Linked DNA regions of Homo sapiens: region 1 is linked to region 2. Evidence: read pairs that join two places in POLR2A ChIA-PET (ENCODE). Cell type or tissue: CD4-positive, alpha-beta T cell. All regions are shown on one strand. Links, peaks and the distances in the headings refer to the core of each region. The heading gives the core; the rest is flanking DNA.

Evidence for each region. ChIA-PET counts read pairs that join two places held together with the same protein. Peaks named below come from ENCODE experiments on the same cell type or tissue, not always from the same donor. Only the 100,000 strongest peaks of a DNase experiment are listed, where the experiment ranks them.
Region 1: POLR2A ChIA-PET joins it to region 2 with 20 read pairs; 10 of 35 experiments call an interaction of 5 or more read pairs at or near these places.

What each region holds. Positions count from the first base shown.
Region 1 is chr6:33,688,891-33,698,148 of GRCh38, forward strand. ITPR3 (inositol 1,4,5-trisphosphate receptor type 3) reads left to right here. Exons shown (of 58, transcript NM_002224.4): 50 at 348-520; 51 at 1,144-1,308; 52 at 2,027-2,219; 53 at 2,725-2,829; 54 at 2,911-3,038; 55 at 3,838-4,003; 56 at 4,655-4,815; 57 at 6,034-6,195; 58 at 6,822-7,672. The coding sequence ends at 6,890. UQCC2 (ubiquinol-cytochrome c reductase complex assembly factor 2) reads right to left here. Exons shown (of 4, transcript NM_032340.4): 4 at 7,874-8,860. The coding sequence ends at 8,763. It overlaps MIR3934 (microRNA 3934), which reads left to right and starts at 9,238; the gene lies at 9,238-9,258. RefSeq lists enhancers at 1,826-2,803, 2,804-3,779, 3,774-3,943, 3,780-4,757, 5,570-6,769 and 1 more. In CD4-positive, alpha-beta T cell, for the core only: no CTCF peak of the experiment used is centred there; DNase peaks (open chromatin) are centred at 4,041, 5,801, 7,891 and 8,451; H3K27ac peaks cover 6,162 bases.
Region 2 is chr6:33,617,845-33,627,135 of GRCh38, forward strand. ITPR3 (inositol 1,4,5-trisphosphate receptor type 3) reads left to right here and starts at 3,478. Exons shown (of 58, transcript NM_002224.4): 1 at 3,478-3,847. The coding sequence starts at 3,759. RefSeq lists silencers at 2,976-3,285, 3,316-3,435, 3,486-3,655, 3,666-3,815, 3,695-3,880 and enhancers at 4,402-4,951, 4,952-5,500. In CD4-positive, alpha-beta T cell, for the core only: no CTCF peak of the experiment used is centred there; DNase peaks (open chromatin) are centred at 2,627, 3,177, 3,437, 4,097 and 1 weaker place; H3K4me3 peaks cover 2,912 bases; H3K27ac peaks cover 2,221 bases.

The sequences.
Region 1 (9,258 bases), core at 1,259-9,258, 72 kb after region 2:
TGTGCAGAAGCACCCCCTGCGCCATCCTGTGGGCTCTCGCCCCATCATGGAGACACAGGTGCGGTCAAAGGGGATGGTCAGGGTCTTTGACCTCATGGGAGATGGCGCATGCAGGCACGTGCACACGCATAGATGTGTCAGCCAGAAACAAAACCTGGTAGCCGCAGCCGGACAGGGCCTCCCGCTTAGGCCTGAGAGGCAGGTGTAATGGAGGAGGCTAAAACCAGGCACCAGGAACTTAACCGGGAAGGCGGCCAGGAGAAGGTGGCTTTTCGGCACCTGTTGGACCTGCTCTGGGGCCGTGGTGGGCTTGAGGGAGCCCTGCTCACCCTGCCCCTGGCCCCCAGGCGTGCTGGACTCCCCTCTCATCTCATTGCTCTTCTGGATCCTCATCTGCTTCTCCATCGCGGCCCTGTTCACCAAGCGCTACAGCATCCGCCCCCTCATCGTGGCGCTCATCCTGCGCTCCATCTACTATCTGGGCATCGGGCCCACACTCAACATCCTGGGTGCCCTCAATGTGAGTGCCAGAGGGAGCCCCCATTCCCAAACAAGCTCATGCTCACTGTGCATTCAGACGGCAAGCTGGCCTGCTGCTTCCAGGAGCCACTGCTCTGTCCCATCCCCTCCTCTCTGTTGGGCTCCCAAGTTCCTTATAGACCGGTGGCAGGGACTGTTCTGTACCTTCTTCCTTTCCCTCAACACCTGAGGGCAGCTGGCACTCAGAGACAGAAATTCAAGAGTCCCTTTGGAGCAACAGGGTCAGGGTGGCTGTGCACACTGTGCGGGCTGTGCACTGCCCAGAGGCACTGCTACGCGGCAGACGTGAAGATTCATACATAATGACAATCTCCTGACAGATGGAAATAAAGTGCTTTGAGCGAGGAATACCTTTCCCTGATAGAGCCAGTCAGTGGTCTTCTCTGTCCCCATCCTCCGTTGCCTGTACCTCACTGTCTTCCTGGAACTGAGGACCCAAGGGGCTGCCTCTGTATTCTGAGTCCCAGGCGCCTAGATGCGTTTCTGGAAGCAATTTCATTAATGCCATGCCTCCCAGGCTCTGAGCTGGGCACTGGGGGACATGCGTGCAGATTCAGCATAGGTGGTAGGGTGCTGACTCTCATGCCTTGCACTCGCCCCCAGCTGACCAACAAGATCGTGTTTGTGGTGAGCTTCGTGGGCAACCGTGGCACCTTCATCCGGGGCTATAAGGCCATGGTCATGGACATGGAATTCCTCTACCACGTGGGCTACATCCTGACCAGTGTCCTGGGCCTCTTTGCTCATGAGCTGTTCTACAGCATCCTGGTGAGGCCTTCTGGGTGGGCTGGGGCTGGATGGGGGCATGGGGTGGTTGGGGCTTCCCATGAGTTGTTGGCAGTTCCCCGGCACCAGTCTGTCTGTCCAGTCCTTTTGCTGCTGGGCTGGGAGCAGTGAAATTACAGAGTCTTCATCTGCCTGACCCAAGCCTGGCCCTCAAGGCCCTGATGGCCACTCCTGGTGGCCATCTGACCCCTTTCTCCTGTACAGTGGTGGTTCAAGCCTGGACTCTGGAGCTGGACCAGGGCTTTGCATCTCAGCTGGGCTACTACTAGCTGTGTAACTGGGCAAGTTTCTTAACTGCCCCATGCCTCAGTTTCCTCACCTGTAAAATGGGGATAACAACAGCCCCTGCATTCTAAAATAATTGTGAGATGAAATGAGCTAATGCATGGAAAGCACTTACACTGTTTCCTGGCATGCAGCAAGTACATTTTAAGAGTTGGCTGGTATTCAGCCACCCGTTTCACCCCTCGTGCCTTCCCCTGGGCCACTCCCTTTCTGTGACCTTAGAATTCCAGGTTTCTCGAGAAGCTCCCCTGACAGGCCCACCCAGCTTGGATACGACTAAGTGCAGACCTCCCTGGAGGAGCCTTGGGAAACTGTCTGGAGCCCAGGCAGCCCTCAGGGTTCCAGTGGCAGCCCCAGTGAGAGTGGCCGGCCCAGCCCCTCAAGGTGCCATCCCTATCTCAACCCCATCCTGCAGCTCTTTGACCTCATCTACCGCGAGGAGACGCTGTTCAACGTCATCAAGAGTGTGACCCGCAATGGCCGCTCCATCCTGCTGACAGCCCTGCTGGCCCTCATCCTGGTCTACCTCTTCTCCATCGTCGGCTTCCTCTTCCTCAAGGATGACTTCATTCTCGAGGTCGACCGGCTGCCCAACAACCACTCCACAGGTCTTGGAGGCTTCCTCTCCTGGGCAGGTTGTGGGGAATGAGGTTGGGTCTCACAAATGTCTGGCGTCAGGACCAGGACCTGCAGCGCTTACCTCACCAGGCTCCCGTCTGCTTCTCCTCTTGGCTTCTGGGGACGTCTAGCTAACACCAGTCTGCCTCGCTCTTTTCTGGAACACACTGAGTGGGTGGGAGAGCCTTGGGTCTCTGGCCCCTAAGGAACCCCTTGCTTGAGGGCTGGAGTCCCTTGAACTGTCATTCATGTTAAACCCAGTATTTGCAGAAACTGCCCGTGTGCCAGGCCTAGGGGTACAGAGACCCCTCCCTGCCCTTAGTGTGCAACCCAGTCGGGGGCAGAAGCGTGATGACCCTTCACTGTGGCTGGACAGTGGAGGGCTGGCGATCCAGGACCAGGGAAGGTTTCCTGGAGGATGTGACACTGGGGACAGAGCCAGGGGATAAGGCCAGGCACTGGACCTCCTGATGATCTCATCCATATCCCCTCCAGCCAGCCCCCTGGGGATGCCACATGGAGCTGCTGCATTTGTGGACACCTGCAGTGGGGACAAGATGGACTGTGTCTCAGGGCTCTCGGTGCCTGAGGTCCTGGAAGGTGAGGGTGGTGTGTGTGCAGGAGTCTGTGTGGGGTAGGAGGAGCAGGCAGCCCGGGCCTCAGCACACTCTCCGCTTGCAGAGGACAGGGAGCTGGACAGCACAGAGCGGGCCTGTGACACTCTGTTGATGTGCATCGTCACTGTCATGAACCATGGGCTACGCAACGGTGGTGGCGTGGGCGACATTCTCCGCAAGCCCTCCAAAGATGTGAGCACTCCTGCCCACTCCCAAACCTGTGGGGCCCAAGCCACTGTCCAGATCAGCAACTGTGGAGAGTCCTGTCCTTGGCCTCGCGTCAGATATTCAGGGTTGAACCCCCTCCCCCGAACTTGTATCCACTTTTCCCTGCTTTCCACACCTGGCCAATTCCATGATATTACTGCTTAGCTGCCCCCTCACCCTCCCATTCCATAAGGAAAGACTTTGGCAACCAAACTTTGCCCCAGGGCTAGGGATGGTGACCACTGGCTTTCCTAGCCCACAGCAGGTGGGCAGAGGGCGGAGCTGAGTCAGCTTTATCAGGAGGCCTCATGATTTGGCTTGGGCAGCCACATTCCCGAATGTCAGGCCTTCCCCTGTTGCTTGGGAGTGAGAGGCCGCCTCCCTGGCCAGACAGAGGGTTTCTGGAATGTGTGAGGCCAGGCGTCCTGAGGGTGGGCAGAGGTGTTCAGAGCTGCCTCTTTCCCTCATCAATGTTAGGGGCAGAGACACACCGAGACTCGTAGCCCTACCTCCCCGCCAGACTCCTTCTGCAGGCCTCCACCCCGGCGTGTCCTGAGTCCACGCTTTCCTAACCCAAACTCAGGGCTTCTGCTTGCAATTCTTGCTCTGTGGAGCCAGGTTGGGTCCACTCTGCCATCTGATGGCCCCCAGGCCAGAGGCCCTCATTTCCTTCTGCTAGGGGCTGGGTCCTCAATATCACAGCCCTGGCCCCAACCTGAGTCCTATCTTGCCCCAGTGAATGTGGGGACCACCGGGCCCAGCCTCCCTGCCTCATCCCCTGCAGGAGTCTCTCTTCCCAGCCCGAGTGGTCTATGACCTCCTGTTCTTCTTCATCGTCATCATCATTGTGCTGAACCTCATCTTTGGGGTAATCATCGACACCTTCGCTGACCTGCGTAGTGAGAAGCAGAAGAAGGAGGAGATTCTTAAGACGACATGCTTCATCTGTGGTGAGGGCTGCTTCCTGCTCTGTGGAGGCCGCAGCGGGGCTGGAACGTCATCTGATGCCAGTGGCAGTAGCGGTTTGGCCCTTCCTGCCCTGGGGAACCCTGGCCCGGAGCTGATGACTTGATGCATTTGCTCATCCCAGAACTGGGGAGAACATGACCCTGCCTGAACTTGGAGTCAGAAAGGAGTGGGACAGGCCCATCCCTGTAAACCCTTGGGGTTTCTAGGTGAGGACATGAGCCCAGTCAGTGTCTGGAGCTTCTGGTCTCAGTCCAGTGCTTTTCCTACCCCTGAAATGAAGTGCTAGTCCCCTCACCAGCCACCTCGGGCTCAGGCAGGTGTCACCTGTATGGCCTGTAGGACCTCGCTCATTCAGCCATTCGGGCTTCCCCTGAGTTCGAGAAATTCTCGCGTTTACTCCTGGAGTCCTCGGTTGCTGCTGCGGGAGGGCTGCAGCTGCGGCAGGGCAGGATCTCCACTAAGTGGCTGCTGCTTTAAATAGAAGTGACCCAAATAGCCCAGAGCGAGCTGTTGGAAGCGCTCATCCCGAGAACAAATGCCTCCAACCCCCGGAAGCTGGGTCCCCTCCAGCAGGTGACCCTGCAGTGGCTCTTGAAGGCTGATGGTTTCATTCCCGCCCTCTGCACCCTCAGGTCTGGAGAGGGACAAGTTTGATAACAAGACAGTGTCATTTGAGGAACACATCAAGCTGGAGCACAACATGTGGAACTACTTGTACTTCATTGTGCTGGTCCGCGTGAAGAACAAGACCGACTACACGGGCCCTGAGAGCTACGTGGCCCAGATGATCAAGGTGTGAGCAGGGGCTGTGCCAGGCCTGTGGGCCCAAACCAGCCATTCTAGAGTCATCACTGTGCACCAGAGGCCTCATGGTTTTAGCTTCTGAGTACCCTGGGCCCTGGAGAGGAGTGGCCCTATCTGACTGTTGGCCCTAGGAGGCCAGGCAGAGGGGCTCGGACAGCTGCAGACACTTGTTGAAAGGTCAGCAGGGCGAGGAGCAGCAGCTGGAAGCAGCTCTGGGCTGCACGGAAGCCGCTGCTGCAGAGGGGCCTCCTCACACTTCTGGGTGTCAGGAAAAATCCCACAGCAAACCCATGCGCCCCGAAGAACACGTGTGGTATCCCTGGGCCTGTCGTGCAGTGATGCTGAGGAGGGGTGGAGTTGGGGAGACCCTGCCCGTGGCCAGTGATCTGTGGGCCGCTCTCAGGGAGTGTTTTCTAGCTCGGTGGGAAGGCAGGCTGCTTCCTAAAAAGTCTGAATTAGATGATCCTGGGCTGAAGGGGAGCCTGGAAAAACTTTAAAAATCACTTACAGAAATCAAATGTCATCTGTCCAATTTCTGTAATAATGGAGTGAAGGCAATGAATCATAAAGAAGGAATTATTTATCGTTTAGTCTGTATTTCAAACTGATCTTTGTGTACAGGTTTATCTGTTGGTCTGAGAATTCACAGCTTACTACAAGGAAGCTGAGAATTGCTTGGTGCCCCCTCCCCCCCCGACTCCTCTGTCCTGGGAAACGTGGCTTTGCCTCCCAGACACGTGTCAGATGCCAGCTCTCCTCAGCGGAGCCTCCTGATCCCTCAATTTGCCATCTGTCTGACTCGCGTCTTCCCGGGGCGTGGGGCGTGCTTGTCAGGCAGGCGGGCGGGAGGAAGGAAGGAAGGAGATCCAGGGTCTGTCTGGGTGCAGAGGCCTTCCTCCACCTCTCAGGGGGTGTTATGAGAGTAAACAGATGGTGCTGATACCAGCAAAGGACTCAAACTCAGCTGCCGACGCTGCCTAACGGAAGTCAGCCTGTCTCGGTGGCAGAGGGTTGACAAGAGGGTTGACTGCCAGCTCACTCTGGCCCCGGGGAGGACCAGGTCAATTCAGATTTTCCCATGACACATCCCTGACGAGTAGTTTTGTTAAGGGTGTGGCAGAAGCCTCCCCCCACATTACTGTTTTTCTAAATGAGGCCTTTCTAGGCCGGGCCCACGCCTGCTTAACCCACTGGTGATGTTTTTCAGAACAAGAACCTGGACTGGTTCCCCCGGATGCGGGCCATGTCCCTTGTCAGCAATGAGGGCGAGGGGGAGCAGAATGAGATTCGGATTCTCCAGGACAAGCTCAACTCCACCATGAAGCTGGTGTCCCACCTCACTGCCCAGCTCAACGAGCTCAAGGAGCAGGTGTGCACCCCGCCTGATCCCAGGCCCACCCTGGGTTCTATCCCTGGGCAGTCCCTGCCTGCCTTCATCCTTCCTGACCCACCCTCTTCCCCACTGGCCTCTGGCCCTGGGCCTGGATGAGAAGGCAGGTGCCAAACCCACTCTCCCCTGCATGGCAAGTCAGACTGGGGTTGACAACCCCTGCCTTGGGCCGCTAAAGACAAGGCCAAGTGGAAACTTTAGTACAGGGTGGTGGGGCCCTCTGTCTCTCATCCCCTTCCTCTGACAGCTGCCAGGTAGGTCCTTTGAGGGGATCCCCATCACTGGAGATGGGGGAGTTTAAGGCCCTCTTGCCTAGACATCCTCTTCTGCATCTGGCAGTGCCTGCATGAAGATGAGGCAGCCTCTGTTAGTGGGCTGGTTTCCCAGCTGCATCAAATCCAGGGTTTGTGACACGCTAATTGAGAACAAGGGTTTGGTGCTGACATCGACATCCTTAAAGCACCCCGAGGGGCCCTGGCCCGCCGCCAGTGCCGAATAGCAGCTGGGCCCACAGGGGAAGACGGGTGCCAAGCTCTTCCACAGCACCCATGGAGGGAAGGTGCCAGGCGGCCTGACCAGGCCTGTTGGCATCTGCTTAACCCTAGATGACGGAGCAGCGGAAACGCAGGCAACGCCTAGGCTTTGTGGATGTCCAGAACTGCATTAGCCGCTGAGGAGAGCCACCGAAGGCCCCAACAGGGGATGCTCATCACTGGAGACTGCGACTGGGAAGAACACTGCCCCCTCCCTCGGGTTGGGTGGCCCAGCCAGCTGGCCAGCCTCCACTCCCACTCTGCCAGACACCCTGACACCCACCCAGGCTTTGAAGAGCATGGAGGGGGAGCCTCAGAGCTGACAGTCCTGCTTAGAGCCCTTAAAAAGACTTGAAAGTTCACTGGGACTCAGTTTACCTTAATGCCTTAGCAGAAGATAAATCCTACCTAGAGACCTTTGTTCCTTAAAGCAATAACTGACAACTCTTTGTAGTCCTCCTTGTGGGTAGTTAAGAGTGGGGTCACCCCTTTAACTCCAAGCACTACATTTTGGCGGCTGCCGGCCTCTGGGGGAGGTGGCAGTTATGCTGTTACTAGTGATTTTAGGGCTTTGTTATTTAACTTATTTCAAGGGTGCTGTGCTCAGCCCTGCCCATGGCTGTGCAGCTCCCTCCGTGCCTCAGATCTGCTGTAGCCAGTGCAGACCTCACTGTCGTGTCCATGCCACCCCCGGCATGGCTCCAGGTGGCCTGGTGACTCCATGATGGACGATCTTGCTCCCAGGACCTGCCTCTTCCCAGGCTTCCTGGGGAAGAGTTGTACGCCCAGGCAACAAGGGCTGAGCTGCGCTTGCGTGGCTGTTTCATGACCGCTTGTTTTTCTCCTTTTGGTGTAATGTTTTACAAATCCTTTGGCCTGAGAACTAATATGTTAATTGCCTTAAATAAATTAATAGAAATCTAGTCCGTTAAAAAGGGATGTGTTTCCTGCACTCCCCCGGGGGCTGTGGGGATTAACAGGACACACTGGCAGAAGACAGGAACAAGAGCCCCTCCCTGCTGGCCTGGCCTCTCAGGCTCTCAGGAGATACGCTGAGTGACATCCTGTCTCAAGGGTCCTCCCCTGAGATTTGCCTACCCAGAACTGCATTTCGGCATAACTGGTTTCTACGGCAGTCCTGTCGATTTTATTTTATGCATTTCAGAACATCCTGAGGAGTCTAGACACAGACGAGGTTAAGAACCCACTTCCACTTTGTACCCACCAGGGCCGCTGTGGGCCCAGCCCTGTCCCTCACGGTTCCAGAGAGAAGGATGCTCAATATCAGTAAGAGCCAAGGTTCCATGGAATAATGAGGTGACCCTGTGTGTGTCCTCAGCCAGCAGGGCCTCTGACTTGTGGCCACCTACAGAACCTGCCCACAGTGCTGAAGCCAACTGCAGCTGAGGCCCCGCTTGGCCAAGGCCTGTCTATAGCTTCCCTGTCCCTTAAGCCAACTGGGCAATGTGGGTTTTTGCAAGGTCAGGGATAGAGGCCTAAGGTCCATCCTTCTCTGAGTCAGTGGGGATGAGGGCCAAGCAGGCTTTTTGCCTCTCTCGGCCTCACACCTCCCTACTGCTTTCTGTTTGCAACAGGATGCCCTTTTCAGTATTTACTGCTATTTTTGGCTTCCTCCCAGGAGCTCCTACAACAAAAGGGAGCCTGAGTATCTTGCCAGGAGACACCAGACCCGTGCCAGAGGGGCGGGGGCTCCCGTGGCAATGCAGGAAGCACCTTGTGCCGAGGCCCCATTACCCTCATCAGGCCCAGAGGGAAACCTGCATTTCCTCTCCCCAGGAGATTTCCCTACCCTGAGCAGCAGTCACAGCAGATAGCTCAATCACCATCCCTTCTCAGGCTGAAACTTTCTTTAGAGCAGCAAGGGCTTCCTTTCTGGGAAAGCTAGAGGAGATTCCCAAACCGTAAGGTCAAGGGGAAACTGGGGCAGTTTTATTGACGATGGCAATGTACAAGACTCCACACCTAGGTATGTGCACGAGGTAAGGCCTGAGCTCAGGCCTTATGATCCTCCTCAGGACCCTTGGGGGCAAACTTCTCCTGCAGTTTCTTCCACATGCCTTTATCTATTTCCTTAAGCTCTTCCAAGGTGTCTGCAAAAGGGGAAGACAAAAAGAGAGAGGGACTGAAGTCTAAAACTTGATGACATAGATTGGACCCACTGGGCTTTCCCGACACAAGCATGGCTTGCTTTTCACACAGTGTGTTCCTGAAAAAGGTGGAGACCCAGCTCCTGAAGAGCAGATCAAACAGGTAACAGAAGTGACCGCTTGCGGGGACTGAGCACTGTGTGCCAGACTCTGTGCCCAGCACGCTGTCAGTGGTCTCCTGCCCTCTCCTCACCCTCGGCATCAAAGCGGGATGTGCTGCTCGTTGCCCTGCTCCGTATGAGGGCAAAGAAATGGCCCTGCGCTGTCCGCTGTGCAACCCACAGACCCAGATGCTTCATCGCAAAATTTGGCCTGCTCCACACAGCCCTTCCTGTCCCCAG
Region 2 (9,291 bases), core at 1-8,000:
CCTCAGCCTCCCGAGTAGCTGGGACTACAGGCATATGCCACCATGCCTGGCTAATTTTTGTATTTTTGGTAGAGATGGGGTTTCACTATGTTGGCCAGGCTGGCCGTGAACTACTGACCTCAGGTGATCTGCCTGCCTTGGCTTCCCAAAGTGCTGGGATTATAGGCATGAGCCACCGTGCCCGGCCTAAGTTTTAATTCTTAAAAAAAAAAAAAAAAAGAACCAAATTTGGCAAAATACAAAGATTTGACAAAGCTAGAGGAAAGATACAGGCACTCACTGTATTTTTATCTATTACTTCTTAAAATATTTCATAATAGTACTTAAAAGATTAGTGCTCCAGTACTTTAGGGAAGAAGACTTTATTCTGACCATGGGAACTTGAAAAGGTGAAGTGCTAGAGAGAGCCACAGGAGCGCAGGCACAGGGGTATGAGTGGATGAGGTCCTGGGGAAATGAGAAGGGACACACTGAGTCCTTCCTGCCTGGGATGCTGTGCTGATGGCTCACACTTCCTTCACATGTTGGTATGGTACTCTCTCCATTTAACAGATGAGCAAACAGGCTGAGAGAATGCCTGCTAGAAAGTGGCAGAGCTGGGACTCTAATCCAGGCCTGTAAGAGTCAGAGTCCGGGCCAGGCGTGGTGGCTCACACCTGTAATCCCAGCACTTTGGGAGGCCGCAGTAGGCGGATCATGAGGTCAAGAGATTGAGACCATCCTGGCCAACATGGTGAAAACTTGTCTCTACTAAAAATACAAAAATTAGCCGGGTGTGGTGGCGGGCACCTGTAATCCCAGCTACTCGGGAGGCCGAAGCAGGAGAATTGCTTGAACCTGGGAGGTGGAGGTTGCAGTGGGCTGAGATTGCGCCACTGCACTCCAGCCTGGGCGACAGAGTGAGACTCCGTCTAAAAAAAAAAAAAAAAAAAAAAAGGGAGCCAGAGTCTGCACTCTTGGCCAGTCTACAGCATGGATCCTCCTTGAGGAGCAATTGTGTTTTCTGCAGAGGGTGGGAGGACAGCAAGACTTGAGGGTCCAGTGTGCTGGGCTCAGGTCTGTAGACTTCTGTGGGCAGTGAGGAGGCATAGGAAGGCTTCAAGCAGGAAGCAGGGGAGGGAACTCATTGGAGCTGTACCATCTGTTTCTTAAACTTTGGTCTTTGTTGTTGTTGTTTAACCAACAGAAACTTTCTTGAAACAAATTCTAACTCAGAACGCAGGTATATAAAATAGCTTACAGTGGAGCTGATTTGGAAGAAGCAGGTGACAGGGGCCCAGAGCCCTCACCTCTGAGACCTCCTGGTTGGTGGAGAGACAGAGGCTCTAAGTATTCCTAGGATGGGGAGGGGTGGGGAGAAACAAGGCCATGTGCTTTAGTCCAGAGAGACCCAAAGTGGAGTGACCTCCATTCCTGGCTGCTACACCTCGGCTGAGTTATGGAACCATCTATATGGATGTCAGGGGAGGAAGGAGGTGGATTCCTGGGTGTGGCTGTGGCACAAGTTCTGAGTGTGGCCACTGGAGGCAAGTTTTCAACTTGTCCCTCTTCATCCTCACGGTCTGGGGAAGGGAAAAAGGCAATTGGGCCCAGGCTGACAGCTTGATCAGAGCCTGGTGCCCAGCAGAGGCCTGACATCACAGGCCTTCAATAAATGCTTATGGAATGAAGGCATATTTTTCCCTTCTAACTTTTGGGGATGATACAGGAGGCCTGACTCCTGGGAGCAAGTGAAACTGTCCCAGGGGCTGCCCCTTCTCAGTGAGGTTCCAGTGACCCATCGCTGTGGCTCAGTTGGTGTGGGGTAATAGGAGAATACCCGGCTAAAAATCAGAGGCTTGGTTGGCTTCTGCCTCCAGTTGCCAGGAACCTGCCGTGTGCCCTTGATGGGTGGTGTTCCTTCTCTGGGCTTTGGTCATCTCTTTTTGGCACAGTGGACTGGATGAGGTTTTTTAAACTGCAGTTTGCAACCCATTTGGGACATTAAAAAAAACCAGTTCAGTGGGTTACAATCAGCATTAAAGCAACAACAAGAACACAACTGAAATAGAATAGAAAATATCAGCATGCATCAAAGGTCATAAAAGTAAGTATTGTTTGGTGATCTATTGTTTTGCTTATATATAGACGAAGGTGTGGACTGGTCTGCTGTAAAACTTGTTACTGTTTGCCATGGTGAAAAAACAAAACAAAACTGTAAAACACGGTACTTAGCGATCCTGGAGGTGTCCTTCCCTCCCACATCGTTCCTGGGGGTCTTCGTAAAACAAACAAACAAACAAACAAACAAAACAACAACAACAACAAAAAAACCACTGCCTGGGGCTCTTCTCCTCCCAGGGTCAGCAGCTGTCTCTTTGCTTTTAGCTGTCTCCACCCCTCCCCTAGCCTCTCTTCTTCCTGCTTCAGTCACCGAGTCCCCTCCTCCCTCTCTCCCAGGGACAAACGCCCCCCCACAACTCAGGAAGTGGGGTTGGGGGGTCCGAAGGGAGCAAAAGTGATCGGATGGCGGTGGCAATGGGCACCCTATCTTAGGCGTTCAAATAAAGGACTAGGAAGCAAACACCCAAGCACCGGGGAACAGAACAGAAAGTAAGCGAGCCCGGGACGCGAATTTGAGGGCAGGACTTCGGGAGCCAGAGCCTGGCGGCGCTGCCGCAGCGGGTCACTCCCAGGGGGCCGGCACCCAGACTTGGCATCGTTAGCGCTTGGGTGCTCTGTCAACTAGCGAAGGTAATTTTCATCCCTGCTTTTTTTTTTTTTTTGAAAGGAAAGACGGAAGGAGCCAAGAGTTTTGGAGCCAACTCCTGGAGAGGGAGCGGCTGAACTGATTCGGAAGTTGGATCTCTTTGTACACAGGAATGCGGAGAGAAAAAAAACAAAACCCACCCCATTGCTTCATTTCCCCTCCAAGCCTGAGCACTTTCTATTGTGCAATGAAAAGGCTTTTCACGTTGAGAAAAATGAATCCCGAATTTGCTCTGCAAAGGGATGAGCGCGCCTCTGGGCGCCAGCCTGCTCTCAGCTGGGCGCGGAGACCGCGCGGTGGCCGCAGGGCGGCCGCGGCCAGGGCGCTCCAGGGCGCGCCCTCCGCGAGCGGCTCCGGGGTGACGCCCGCCGGAGAGCTGGACTCCCCCTTCCGCGGGCGCCTGCACTGGCTCTTAGCCAGCCGAGGGCCCGGGTGCAGATAGTCCGGGAACCCCGAGGGCGGAGAGCTCCCCACTACGCCTGGGCCTCCCAGGGATGGCAGCTCCGAGAGCCCCCTAGACCCGGTGCCTTGCAGGACGCCTCTGGAGATCAGGAGGGCTGGCGGCGCATTCGGCGTCCGGGAGGCCGGGCCCCGGACGCGCGAGGAGCGCGGGGCGCGGGAAGGCAGGCGGGTGCACATGGGTGCCGGCGGGCGAGCTGCGGGGGGAGGGGGGGCGGGGTGTGGCCTCCCCGCCTCCCGGGCGGGATTTGCATGTGTGTGGTGGCCCCAGACTTCCTGCTCCTTCTACGCTGCAGGTACGCGCGGGCCGGGCGGGGCGGGCGGGCGGCGGGCGCGCCAAGACGTGGGCACCTCCTCACCCGGACCCCGGGCCCCGCCGAGCCGCCTCCTGGCTCCCGTGGCCGCCAGCCCGCCCCGGCCGCACCGAGCGTCGGGATCCGAGGTGGGAGCGTACCCCTCCCCGCTCCCCGGACGCCTCAGTCCTCCGCACTGAGCTTGGCCACGCGCCCCTAGGCGCCCCCCACGCCCTGGGCCCCGGAGGGCCGCAGCCATGAGTGAAATGTCCAGCTTTCTTCACATCGGGGACATCGTCTCCCTGTACGCCGAGGGCTCCGTCAATGGCTTCATCAGCACTTTGGGGTGAGTGAGCCGAGCTCGAGAGGGGCGCGGGTAAAGAGGGGGCGCCGTGGGCCCTGGTGCCAGCTGCGTGCGTCCAGCCGCCGCCCCCCGATAGAGGCCTGGACGTCCCCCTAGTCTCAAGGAGCGGGAACGGCTCGCCTCCTTCTTTTACAGAAAGGAAGTGAAGTGTTTGCTCAGGTAGGACTCGGGCTCCCTACTGGAGTTGGCAGGAGGAGCCTCCCTCGGCGGCGCAGCCTCTACCCTCCCGCGCACGCCTTTGGAGGGGGCGGAGGGACGGAGGCTTCCTTTGCAGGTGGTCCCGGGGGCGGGCAGGTGGGTGGCTGGAGGCTGAGTTGGGGAAGGGCAGCCGGGCCGAGACGTGCCCGGCTCTGAGGGTAGGGCGGAGCTGTCGGGAGTGGGCAGGCTCAGCTTGGAGCCCGTAATCCTCTATTACCGATCCCGTGGTGCCTTTGAGGGGTCGCACCTTCTCCTCACAGCTCTCTCCCTGTTCTTCCCAGCTTCAGTAGGAGTGTCTTCTCAGCCCTCCCCTTCCAGGCTTCAAGGTCCTGGCCAGCTGCCCCTTCTCCCCGCCTCTCCCATTCAATTTCCTGCGCCGGTCATCTGGCGCCCTTGGGTCCTTGGTTCTAGCTTCTCTCCAGCACTTCACAAACATTAATTAATTCTGGCCGCCACCTCCCAGGGTCTGGGCTGGATGAACAGGGAATCAGTTCACGTCCCTGGAGAGGGCCAGGCCTGTAGCAGGGAGAGGGCAGGAGAGAAATTAGGTAGAGAGGATGGGTTTATCTTCAGAGGAGCAGCTGGATGTGATTCGCTGGATGGGAGCGTAGGTGGTTTCTCCAGCCAGACCCCAGGGCAGGGTCGGCTATCTTTGTCCCGTTTACAGTCTGGGGGCCTGGGTTAAATTGTCTCATCCTCCCAACCACACATGGCTGTCCTCTAGGGTACACCCACCCTCCTCTGCTGATCCACTGAGTGGGACCAGCCAGCCGCGTGGTGCCTTCTTTCTGATGGCCTTGGAGGACAACCTGGCACCCTCAGCTCAGGACTGATGCTGGACAGGGCCCGGCTCACCCCAAGCCTGGGAGGTGAGGGGTCACTGGTCTCTCCCAGGGTTGCTGGGAGTTTAGCTTTCATCTTGGTGTAAAGGGAATGGATTGTGGGATTGGAGGGCTGGCTCTGCCAAGCAGGGAGTTCTCACCTGGCATTCCAGCCTGCCCTGCTCGCCTTCTCGCAGAACCATCCAGGTCCCTCCTGGTGCCCTCCCCTTCACACGTGGAATCCCTGCCTATTTGTCCCCACTTCCACTAGATCTAACTTCTTCCCAGCTCCCTAGAGGATGGGGGTGGAGCCACATCTGGGCCAGCATTTGTGCAGGCCTCCTCCAGAGAGCAGTGACTAGGCCCTGGCTGCCCTGAGGCCAGGGCTGCCCACAGTAGGTACAGAGTAAACACCTCTGATAAAGCTGAGGGAAGGAGGAGAGGGTGTGGGGACTGGGAGGGACATAGGGATCTATCGTGGAAGTCCCCTCCTAGTGTCTGAAGAGCACCAGGGACTTTTGGGAAATGACCACCTCTGTTGCTTAGTGCCTGGCTTGGGGCTGAACACATGATGATTTTCAAGTGCCTGTGAGTTTTGTTTTTTTTTTTTTTTTTTAAGACAAGGTCTCACTTTCTCACTCAGGCTAGAATGCAGTGATGCAATCTTGGCTTACTGCAGCCTCGACCTCTGGGGTTCAAGCAATCCTCCTGCCTCAGCTCCCAAAACTAGCTGGGACTACAGGCACATCACCACACCCGGCTAATTTTTGTATTTTTTTTGTAGAGACTGGGTTTCACCATGTTGCCCAGGCTGGTCTCTAACTCCTGAGCTCAAGCAATCCGCCCACCCCAGCCTTCCAAAGTGCGTGAACCACCGTGCCCTGCCTAGCACCTGTGAGATTTAACAAGATCAGGGAAAACATCTTATTGCTTCTTCCCCTGCCCTTGTGCAGGCCTCACTCCCTCACAAAGGATTCCCTCTGTTGCCTCCAAAACTTCCTCCCAGCTTGGCCCTTCCTGCCCCAGGAACTGCTTCCTCCAGTCCACCTTGATCCTGGGGCAGATCCTGGTGACCTCTAGAAAGCCCTTCTACGCCGGGGTACCCCCTCCCTCTGCAAACACCTCCAACATCTCCTGATGTTCCACCAGCGGATGTCCACCCTCCTAGCATGGCTTTCTAGCATCGGCCTGTGCAGGTCTGCATCATAATTTTCTGGGGCTTTTTCACCTTCCCATACCTGGAACTCCAGGTGCACCACACGACTGCAACCTGTCCCGCGCTCTCAGTCTCTTTACCTTTGCTCTTGGGTTGTTCCCGCCCTTTAGCAAGCAAGTCTCCACCTGGGTAAATCTGTCCCACCCTCTAAGGCTTAATGCAAAGTGGCCTCTTTTGAGAAATCCAGCTTCCCCAACCCCTAGGGCAGAATTAACCCTTCGTCCTCTATGCTTTTGAACTGCTTTGTACAAACCACTCTCTGGTGTTCCTCACATTGGAGGCTTCCCTGTAGGCCCATCTAATGCTGGGCACCTTGCCAGGATTAACACCATTCATATATTTAGCAGGTCTACAGGCACTGTACTGGGTGCTGGGGACTTGGTGGTGATTAAGGGAGCTGTGCTTCCTGCTTCCTTGGAAGTTAAGAGTCAAAGAAGGAATGATTTGTAAGTGCTGTAAGTAATCAGTCCAGCAGCTTCAGCGTCACCAGGAAGTTTGTCAGAAATGCAGAATCTCAGACCCCGTGCCCGTCCTACTGAATGAGAATCTGCATTTTATTAAGATCCCCAGGGGACTGGTGCATTAAAGTGTGAGGAGCGTTGCTCTGAGTGATTTTCTCTCTGCCCCATCCTCCTCAGAATCCTTCTGCCTCCTTTCTGAACTCTGGTCCCCTCTGCTTTTCCCGAGGCTGTTGGTGCCCATGTCTGTGAACCCATAGGCTGATTTGACTGAATTCCTGGGCTAACCCAGTGCCCAGTGTGTGGGCCCCAGGAGGTACCCAGTAAGGGCTGGATAAAAATGAATGTGTTGAAGGCAGGGGTGGCCTTGGTGGGCAGATGGGCCAGGTCACCTGGGAGATGGGAAGGGGGCATTAGTTGGGGAGGGAGGCAGAGGCAGCATTCAGATTCTGGCCAGAGCTCTTCAGTGCAAAGTGGACGAGGCCAATTAGAGCCTCCTGGAGAATTAGAGGTCCTAGTGAAGATTGTACATTAACTCTAGGTGGGAAGGATGGGAGGGATCTGGGTAGTGGATCCAGGAGCGGTTGAGACTGCCAGCCGGCCAGCAAGGGAAAGCAGGCCCACGCCTGTTCTTGGCAGGAGAGCAAGGCCAATGCCACTGCTTTATCCCTTACCCTAGGTGGGAGCAGCAGAGGCCAGGGATGGAGTAGCTGATTAGGGCCAACAAAAAGTGGAGGATTGAATGTGGCCTCAGGCCAGTGGCTAGGGAGAACTGGCCTTGGGTACACAGGGTGGACCCATCAGGATCTCAAGTCATCTCTTGAAGATCTCTTTTTTTTTTTTTGAGACAGAGTTTCACTCTTGTTGCCCAGGCTGGAGTACAATGGGGCGATCTTAGTTCACTGCAACCTCAGCCTCCTGGGTTCAAGCGATTCTTCTGCCTCAGCCTCCCGAGTAGCTGGGATTACAGGCATGTGCCTCCACACCCAGCTAATTTTGTATTTTTAGTAGAGACTGGGTTTCTCCATGTTGGTCAGGCTGGTCTCAAACTCCCGACCTCAGATGATCCGCCTGCCTCGGCCTCCCAAAGTGTTGGGATTACAGCCGCGAGCCACTGTGCCTGGCGAAGATCTCTTATGAGTACCCAGAGAGGTAGCCCCAGACCCACAGAAAGTAAACTGGGGGAGTGCAGGTGAACTGGGTCTTGGAGCTGAGCTTTCAACATTTGTCAAAGTGCCTCTGCCCACCCATGGCTCAGCCTTGGAGCCTATTTGGAGCTCTCAGGGCCTCTGGACCTGGATCACCCAGGGCTGGGTAATCATAGTGAGTAGGAGATGCTGCCTCTTACCCATGGGATTCTCTGTCTACCTGCCAGCCTGACCTGCTTCCCTGGAGGTCAGGACCCAAGAAGTATGGGGGTGAATATAGACGAAGCCCCAGGTCTCCAGGCTCAGGATCCCTAGGTCGGAAACCTCAGAGGCATAGCTCTCAGGAAGGGTGTCTGTCTCATGTTCCATCACCAACTTGTTGGGTGGTTTCTGTTTTGTTTTGTTTGAAATGGGGTCTTTGTCACCCAGGCTGGAATGCAGTAGTGTGATCTGGGTTCACTGCAGCCTTAATCTCCCAGGCTCAAGCAATCCTTACAACTCAGCCGCCCGAGTAGCTGGGACTACAGGCGTGTGCTACCGCATCTGGCTAGTTTTTGTATTTTTTATAGAGATGGGGTCTCCCCTTGCTGCCCAAGCTAATCTAAAACTCCTGGGCTCAAGTGATCCTCCCTCCTCTGCCTCCCAAAGTGCTGGGATTACAGGCATGAGCCGCCGTGCCTGGCCGTTGCTGGATGCTTTGAACAAGGCCCTGCCTTCTCAGAGTGAGTTTCCGTCAGCCTGCATTATCCTCTATGGTGCTCTGGCTGTACCTGAGAATCACCTGGGGATTAAAAAAAAAATTTCAGCTCCCAAGTCCCATGCCAGACCAACTGAATCACCATCTCTAGGGCTAAGGTCTGGGTGTTAGATTTTTAAAAAGTTCTCCAGGTGGTTTTAATGAGTACCTGGGGCCGGGATCCCTGATCTGGGGGCCCTCCCAGGCTGACAGGCTGTGAGGAAGCCTGCCTGCTAGGTCTACCTGCCCCTCAGCCCAGAAGGCCCATCTCTTTGCCCTCATCAGACTTCATAATGTCATTCAACAAACATTTATTAGGCATCTACCATGTGCTAGGCAAGGCACTGTTTTAGGCACTGCAGAATCAGTGGTACCCAAGGCACAGGTCCAGCTTGTTCCGTTCTGTGCAGTGGGGCCCTTTGAGCCTTAAGTCTGAGACACATGTAATTCCAGGAGCAGGGGACTGCCTTTCCCTCGCTGATAGCATTCCCTGGGTGGATTTCAGACCTGTCTTGGCTTTCTTTCTTTTATTTTTTTGGAGAGAGTTTTGCTCTTGTTTTCCAGGCTGGAGTACAATGGCACAATCTCAGCTCACCACAACCTTCGCCTCCCAGGTTCAAGCGATTCTCCTGCCTCAGCCTCCCGAGTAGCTGGGATTACAGGCATGTGCCACCACGCCCGGCTAATTTTTTTGTATTTTTAGTAGAGATGGGGTTTCTCCATGTTGGTCAAGCTGGTCTTGAACTGCTGACCTCAGGTGATCTGCCTGCCTCGGCTTCCCAAAGTGCTGGGATTACAGGCATGAGCCACTGTACCCGGCTTGGCTTTCATTTAATTGTGATTTCATTG